Regions from separate parts of the Homo sapiens genome. Here region 2 is linked to region 1. A link is an interaction called in ENCODE POLR2A ChIA-PET data of the cell type or tissue named here. Cell type or tissue: PC-9. All regions are shown on one strand. Each heading gives the region's core, and the rest is flanking DNA. Links, peaks and the distances in the headings are about the cores only. Region 1 has its middle 19 kb from the start of MYMK. Region 2 overlaps FAM163B (family with sequence similarity 163 member B).

What was found. Peaks named below come from ENCODE experiments on the same cell type or tissue, not always from the same donor. Only the 100,000 strongest peaks of a DNase experiment are listed, where the experiment ranks them.
Region 2: POLR2A ChIA-PET joins it to region 1 with 5 read pairs; 2 of 35 experiments call an interaction of 5 or more read pairs at or near these places.

Annotation. Positions count from the first base shown.
Region 1 is chr9:133,504,987-133,507,879 of GRCh38, forward strand. No RefSeq gene overlaps it. Among named protein-coding and RNA genes, the nearest start is that of MYMK, 19 kb to the right of the region's middle. In PC-9, for the core only: no CTCF peak of the experiment used is centred there; a DNase peak (open chromatin) is centred at 1,765.
Region 2 is chr9:133,589,501-133,592,393 of GRCh38, forward strand. All of the region lies in intron 1 of FAM163B (family with sequence similarity 163 member B), which reads right to left. Among named protein-coding and RNA genes, the nearest start is that of FAM163B, 18 kb to the right of the region's middle. In PC-9, for the core only: a CTCF peak has its summit at 297; no DNase peak of the experiment used is centred there; H3K27me3 peaks cover 936 bases.

The DNA.
Region 1 (2,893 bases), core at 298-2,797:
CACCATGTTGGCGAGGCTGGTCTCGAACTCCTGACCTCAGGTGATCTACCTGCCTCAGCCTCCCAATGTGCTGAGATTACAGGCGTGAGCCACTGCGCCTGGCCCATATTTTAAAATAATAATAATTATTATTATTTTTGTAGAGACAGGGTCTCCTTATATTACCCAGGCTGGTCTCGAACTCCTGGGCTCAAGCACATAAAGCACTTCTAACAGTGTCTGGCAGGCACTGCGAGAGCCAATGATGGGAGACTCAACCTCCTCCCCCTCCTTCGTGGCTTGTTTTCTGATTCATGTACTTGTTACTTGCTGGGTGCTGTCTGTGGGATCAGTCAGGCACTTGGCTGCCTAGAATTCTGTCCCACTGCACTGTGATGAGCCCAACAGCCAAGATCCCTGCGAGCTCACAGCTCAGGAGGCGGTGCCTAGGGGCTTCGCTGGTCCACAGTGAAGACCTCTGTTGGGCCATCCAGTGGCAGAACAGGGCAGGACAAAGGAGGCCGTGAGTGCAGTGTACAGCACACAGGACTCAGAGACCCCAAACTTGGGGCCGTGTCCTGGCTCTGTCAGTGTGAGGTCTCACCCATGCAGACACTCCGTGGATCCTTGGTTTTCCAGCTGGTGAGATGGGGAAGCCAAGATGACTAAGATGCATGGTGATGAGGAAGTGGTCCCAGGTGCGAGAGCCTGGTCCAGGCCTAAAGACCGTCACGGGAGTGATCTCGACAACTGGTAGGGCGAAGGCACCATGGGACCCAGCATAGAAGAGCAGGTGTCTGCAGGAGGGACAAGTGGAGCTCTGGGGCCTCTTAGGCTGCCTTCTGTGCTGACATCTTTGGTTCTGCCATTGTGGTTTCTGGAATGGGCTGGCAGGCCAGGGGCCAGAGAACGCCCCAGTTTCCTCTGCCCCTCCTCTCCTACCTCTGGAAGGCTCAGGCAGCCAGGGCCGGTGGTCTGAGGCTGCAGCTTCCCGGAGCTCCAAGCCAGCAGCAGACGCTTATCAGCCTGCTGTGGTGCGGGGGCCGAACTCTGCCCAAACGTCTTCCAGATGTGGCCGCAGCTACTCGATAGCCTGGCTCCAGCCGGGGCTCTAGGCCAGCAGGCTCCCGTTAGCCTAGCTGTTAGGAAAACAAAACCCAATGAAGGCCCAAGGGACCCAGCTTCTCGGAAGGGAAGGGAGTGATTGGGCAGAAGCCCTGGCCAGGCCCGGCCACTGGCCCTAAGCTTGGGGTGGTCATGGCCGTCTGCTGGCTCCTCTGGGCTCCTCCTGGGGTGAGCCTGGGCCCCCTGGCTAAAGGGGTTCCCCTGTGTGCAGGATGCAGCTTTTGTCTCTTTTGCTTCTCCACAGTGTGTGCGGGTGGGGGGCGTGGGGTCATGTCCCTATCACCGTAGACAGGATGGCAGCTTGACAACATGGTGCAGTTTGCCGATGAGCCTGAGGGGCCGGTGCACCTCTGCTGCCTTCCTGGCCCAGGGCGGGACTGAACCCAGGCCAGGTTCTCAGTGGGGGGGTGGGTGGGGCTGGGTCCGATGGCCCCGGCAGGATAAGCAGGTGTCACTGCTGGAAGTTTTGGGGACTGAAGGGCCTTACCCAAGGACACACAGCCCCAGGGTGGGTACTCCAGAGCCAGTTCCTTTCTGGCTCATGGCCTGCTCCCGCCTGCGGCCGGTGTGCAGGTCAGCGGGGTCAAGGCTGTCTTCTGTGGTCACTGACTAACTGTTTTTTGCATGTGGACTCGTCAGGGAGGCATAAACCTGCCCTTGCCAAGACAGATATGGAAAAATCCACTCATCCATTCATTTGACAAATATTTGTTAAGTGCCTGCCTACGGCCCGCCAGGCGGAGCGCGGGAACGCGATGCTGATTTAGACACTCCCAGCCTGGGTCGAGCTTCCAGGCTTCATGGGACCACATCCGCCCCTGGCCTGCTGGGCATGGTCTTGGCCTGTGTGATGCAGGCTGGGCCCTGAGCGACGGCTCTCCCGCCACCTCCGTCGTACAAAGGCTGCAGGGGAACGAATGACTAGGTAACTGGGGGTGACCTTGACTCTGTGTGGCTTTAAGACACAAGCCAGCTGTCCAAAAGCTTTGAGCTATGATTGCTGGCAACAATTTGCCTCAATACCCCTCCCAGACCAGGGCAGCTCCCCGCAGGCTGGGGGCCATGGCTGAGAACTGCTGGAGGGACACACGTCCCAGGCACCACCAGTCACCGATGACTGGGCTTTGCACCACTGGAAAACCAGCTGGGGGACTGGTGGGCCCCCAGTGAGCCCTGCTGATGCCACCTTCGCTCTCCCAGCGCCTCCCTCCTCCCCACACTCCTGCCTGGTGGACTTGGCTCCCTCCCGATGGGCAGCAGCCTTCCTGGTCTCTTTCTGCCACTGCCCACCTCTTCATGGAAGCCAGACCCACTGTCAGGCTCCCCCACCTAAAACCCTCACATCCTTAGAACCTGCCCACTGACGCCCACCTTGTGCAGTTCCCAGACAAACCCTGTTAGATCTTTCTCCCTCTCCCTGGGCCACTGGCCCCTTCTCCTTCGGGTCTCCCAGCAGCGCCCGCACTGGGCAGCCTTTCTGACCCAGCGCCTCACTCCCCCAATCCCCCGCGATGGCTCAGTTCTGGGTCTGCCTCCCCCATCAGTCTGTGCACCATCGGAAGGCAGAGCCCAGGTCTGCTGGACTTGTGTGACTCCTTGGGGTTGGGAAAGCTGTGCGGCACATGGAGACACTCAGGAAGGGGCGACGTTTAAACTGGGCCCTGGGACCGAGCCCCCTGTTTCCTGCTGTTTCAGGTCAAGCGTTGGGGCGGCACAGCAAGACCAGGGCAGAGCTGGTGATATGACACAGGGCACGATTCACCCGAGATGGTTGGAGGGGAAGGGTCAC
Region 2 (2,893 bases), core at 109-2,608, 84 kb after region 1:
CCACCCTCAGCTTGCCTGTAGGGACGGGGTAAACTCACCGCCTTCCCTGCATCAGACCTAAGCCCCATGAAGGCAAGAACCTGGTTTCCCACTGCAGTCCTCCGGCCACCAGGGGGCGACACAGCGCGCACACACACAGTAGGGCGGCATTGGTGCTGATTTCAATGCAGTGGGGGCCGCGGCCCACACTTGCACCGCAGGCCCTGAGTGAGCTGGGGTCTTGCCCTCGTGACCCCCACCCTCACCTAGCTGATCCCCAGTGTTTCCCAGGGGGCGGGAACAGCAGCACAGAGCTGTAGGCCAGGCCAGGGCTTCAGGCCGCCAGGAAAAGGCAGATGAGATGCACCAAGAACATTCTGGGCTGCAGTTTCCCGATCTCCCAGCCGTGGGTCAGGAAATGGGGGGTGGGAGGGTAGGGCCTGAAAACCCCGGGCAAGTCCCAGCTCAGCTGCCGACGGGGCTGGCTTTTTGTCTCCCTTAAAAATACCAATGTGCAGAAGTTGGGTTCGTAAAACCCTCTCTGCTGCTGGACTTAAGTTCCCTTCCCTTCCCTTCCCTTCCCTTCCCCTTCCCTTCCCCTTCCCCTTCCCTTCCCCTTCCCCTTCCCTTCCCCTCCCCTTCCCCTCCCCTTCCCCTCCCCTTCCCCTCCCCTTCCCCTCCCCTTCCCCTCCCCTTCTTTCCTTTCCTTTCCTTCTTTCCTTTCCTTTCCTTCCCTCTCTCCTTCCTTCCTTCTCTCTCCTTCCTTCCTTCTCTCTCTCCTTCCTTCCTTTTTTCTTTTCTTTTCGTTCTCTTCCTCGAACTGAGCCCAGCTCCTGGTCCCAGTTCAGGGCCTGGAAGGCGGACGGGAGGGAGGGCCAGGCCAGGACTTGCTGGAACGACCAGAGCTCTCGTTTAGTAAACAAATAACTTAGTCCCGTGCTGGGCTGGGGGCTCCCCGGTGCTTCAGTGAACCCTATAGGCACAGCCGGCGCAGGCACTTTGAGCATCCTCATGCAAAGATGAGGAAACGGAGGCACAAAGAGGGAGGAAGCACAGGCTTGATGCACTTCCAGGCCTTTACCCACCAAAATGGCCCAGCACCTTGAGATAATGTTCGAGAAAACTCCTGGATGCTCAGTAAAGCCCTCGCTGACTCAGCCTTACGGACAGGAGCAGGTGGACTCTCTGCTCAGTGGGGACACGCCTGGAGTCCCAGGAGAGCCCCGAGAGCCAGTAGACACATGGAAGGCACCCCAGACCCCAGCCAGCAGCGTGGCCCGGAAACTCTGCCCCCAGCCAGGAATTCCAGCCCTTACCAAGGTCTCCTCTGCCTGAGGGGCCGCTGGGTGTCAAGGGGCCGACAGAACAGCATTCTCGGTCAGGACATGGGACACATGGGGCCAGGTTGAGAAAGAACCCTGGATACTACCATTGCCCTTTGTGAAGGAAGCTTCTGGGGATCCTGAGAGAGGTACCAGCTCTGAAGCTCCTGGCCCTGCCCCCTGCGTTGGCAGAAAGCCTCTCTCCTTGGGTCCCTCAGCAGGCAGGCAGGCTCTGGATAGGGCAGGGCCCAGCTACTGGGGCATCCTGGTCTGTCTTCCAAGGCCCAAGCCCGGACCACCCCACTCATGAGCAGCTGCCTCCCTTCTGGGTCTACCTTGCACTGCCATGACCACCCTCTGCCAAGCAGCTGGCCTCCTGGGGCCAGGGCAGCCTCTTCCGCAGTGGCAGGCACCTGCTATGCCCTGGCACTGGGCCCCTGTCTCCCAGCCCTCTCCATCCTGGGTCCATCACAGCAGGCTTTGTATTTACTTAGGCCAGGAACCAGGTGCTGTTCCGGATGGGGGAGACACCCAGGCCCAGCCTCAGGGCACTGGCCACCTGGGTGTCCTGTGGGGGTGGTAACTGTGGCGGAGATGACACCCACATTTTCCTGTTGGGGCCGTGCACACACAAGCTCATCCTGCCCCTCCTCCTGGCTTGTGTCCCTGCAGGGGACCCTGCCTGGCCTTCTCCACAGCCAATGTGAGCCCTCCCTGGTCCAGTCCTCCCTGGTGCCCCCATAGCACCCGTCCCTCACATTGGGCTTACACCAGCATCCCCCGAATGCACTGAAACCTGGCTGCGGGCGCTACCCTGCAGCTTCGGACTCAGGGGGGCGGAGAACATGCCTTTCTCCCAAGTGCCCAGGGGATGCTGATGCAGCGGGCGCGGGGAGCACACTGGGGGAGCACACTGGGAGAACCACTGTCCCGAAGGATGGCCCCCAAAGCAGGTCTGGCCCAGCAGGGGCTCCTCTGAGTGAGTCCTCACTCCTTGGGACCAACCTGACCCTCACCCTAGGCCTGTCCGTGTGGCCTCTGCCTCAGGACGGGGACCGCTCTGGGGATGCACCTGCTGGCCTCAGGGGTTGTCCCTTGGCCTGGGAGACCCCTGGCACCCCCGCTGTCCTCTCCTTTCCAGGTGACTGGCTCCTTCTGGCCCTTTAAGATGGTGCCGGGCCTCGCCTTCTCCAGGAAGCCTGCGTGACCTCCCTAGTGCTCGCGGCCTGGCCCACCCTGCTTGTTTTCATTTTCCTTGTTTTTCTGGAGCTGCTCCCTTGGCCAGCCTCCCCAGGACACTGTGACCTCGTGTCCAGCTCCACGAGGGTGGGCCCTCAGCCTCACCTTGATGCACAGGCCTGGTAAACAGTGGGTGCTCCATAAATGCCTGTGGGCCGAGTCACTGGCTGAGGCGGAGCCCCTGGGAACCAAGCACCCTGGGAGGGCTGAGGTGGTGCCGTGCCCCTGTGGGATTTCTTGTCTACAGGAATCACGACTGCAACTCCAGGGAGCAGAGATGCATCCCCCTCTGCCATCGGGGAAGTTTTGGGAAAGTCAACCTGAGCTCAGAATTGAGCTTGCCCCTGGGCGGC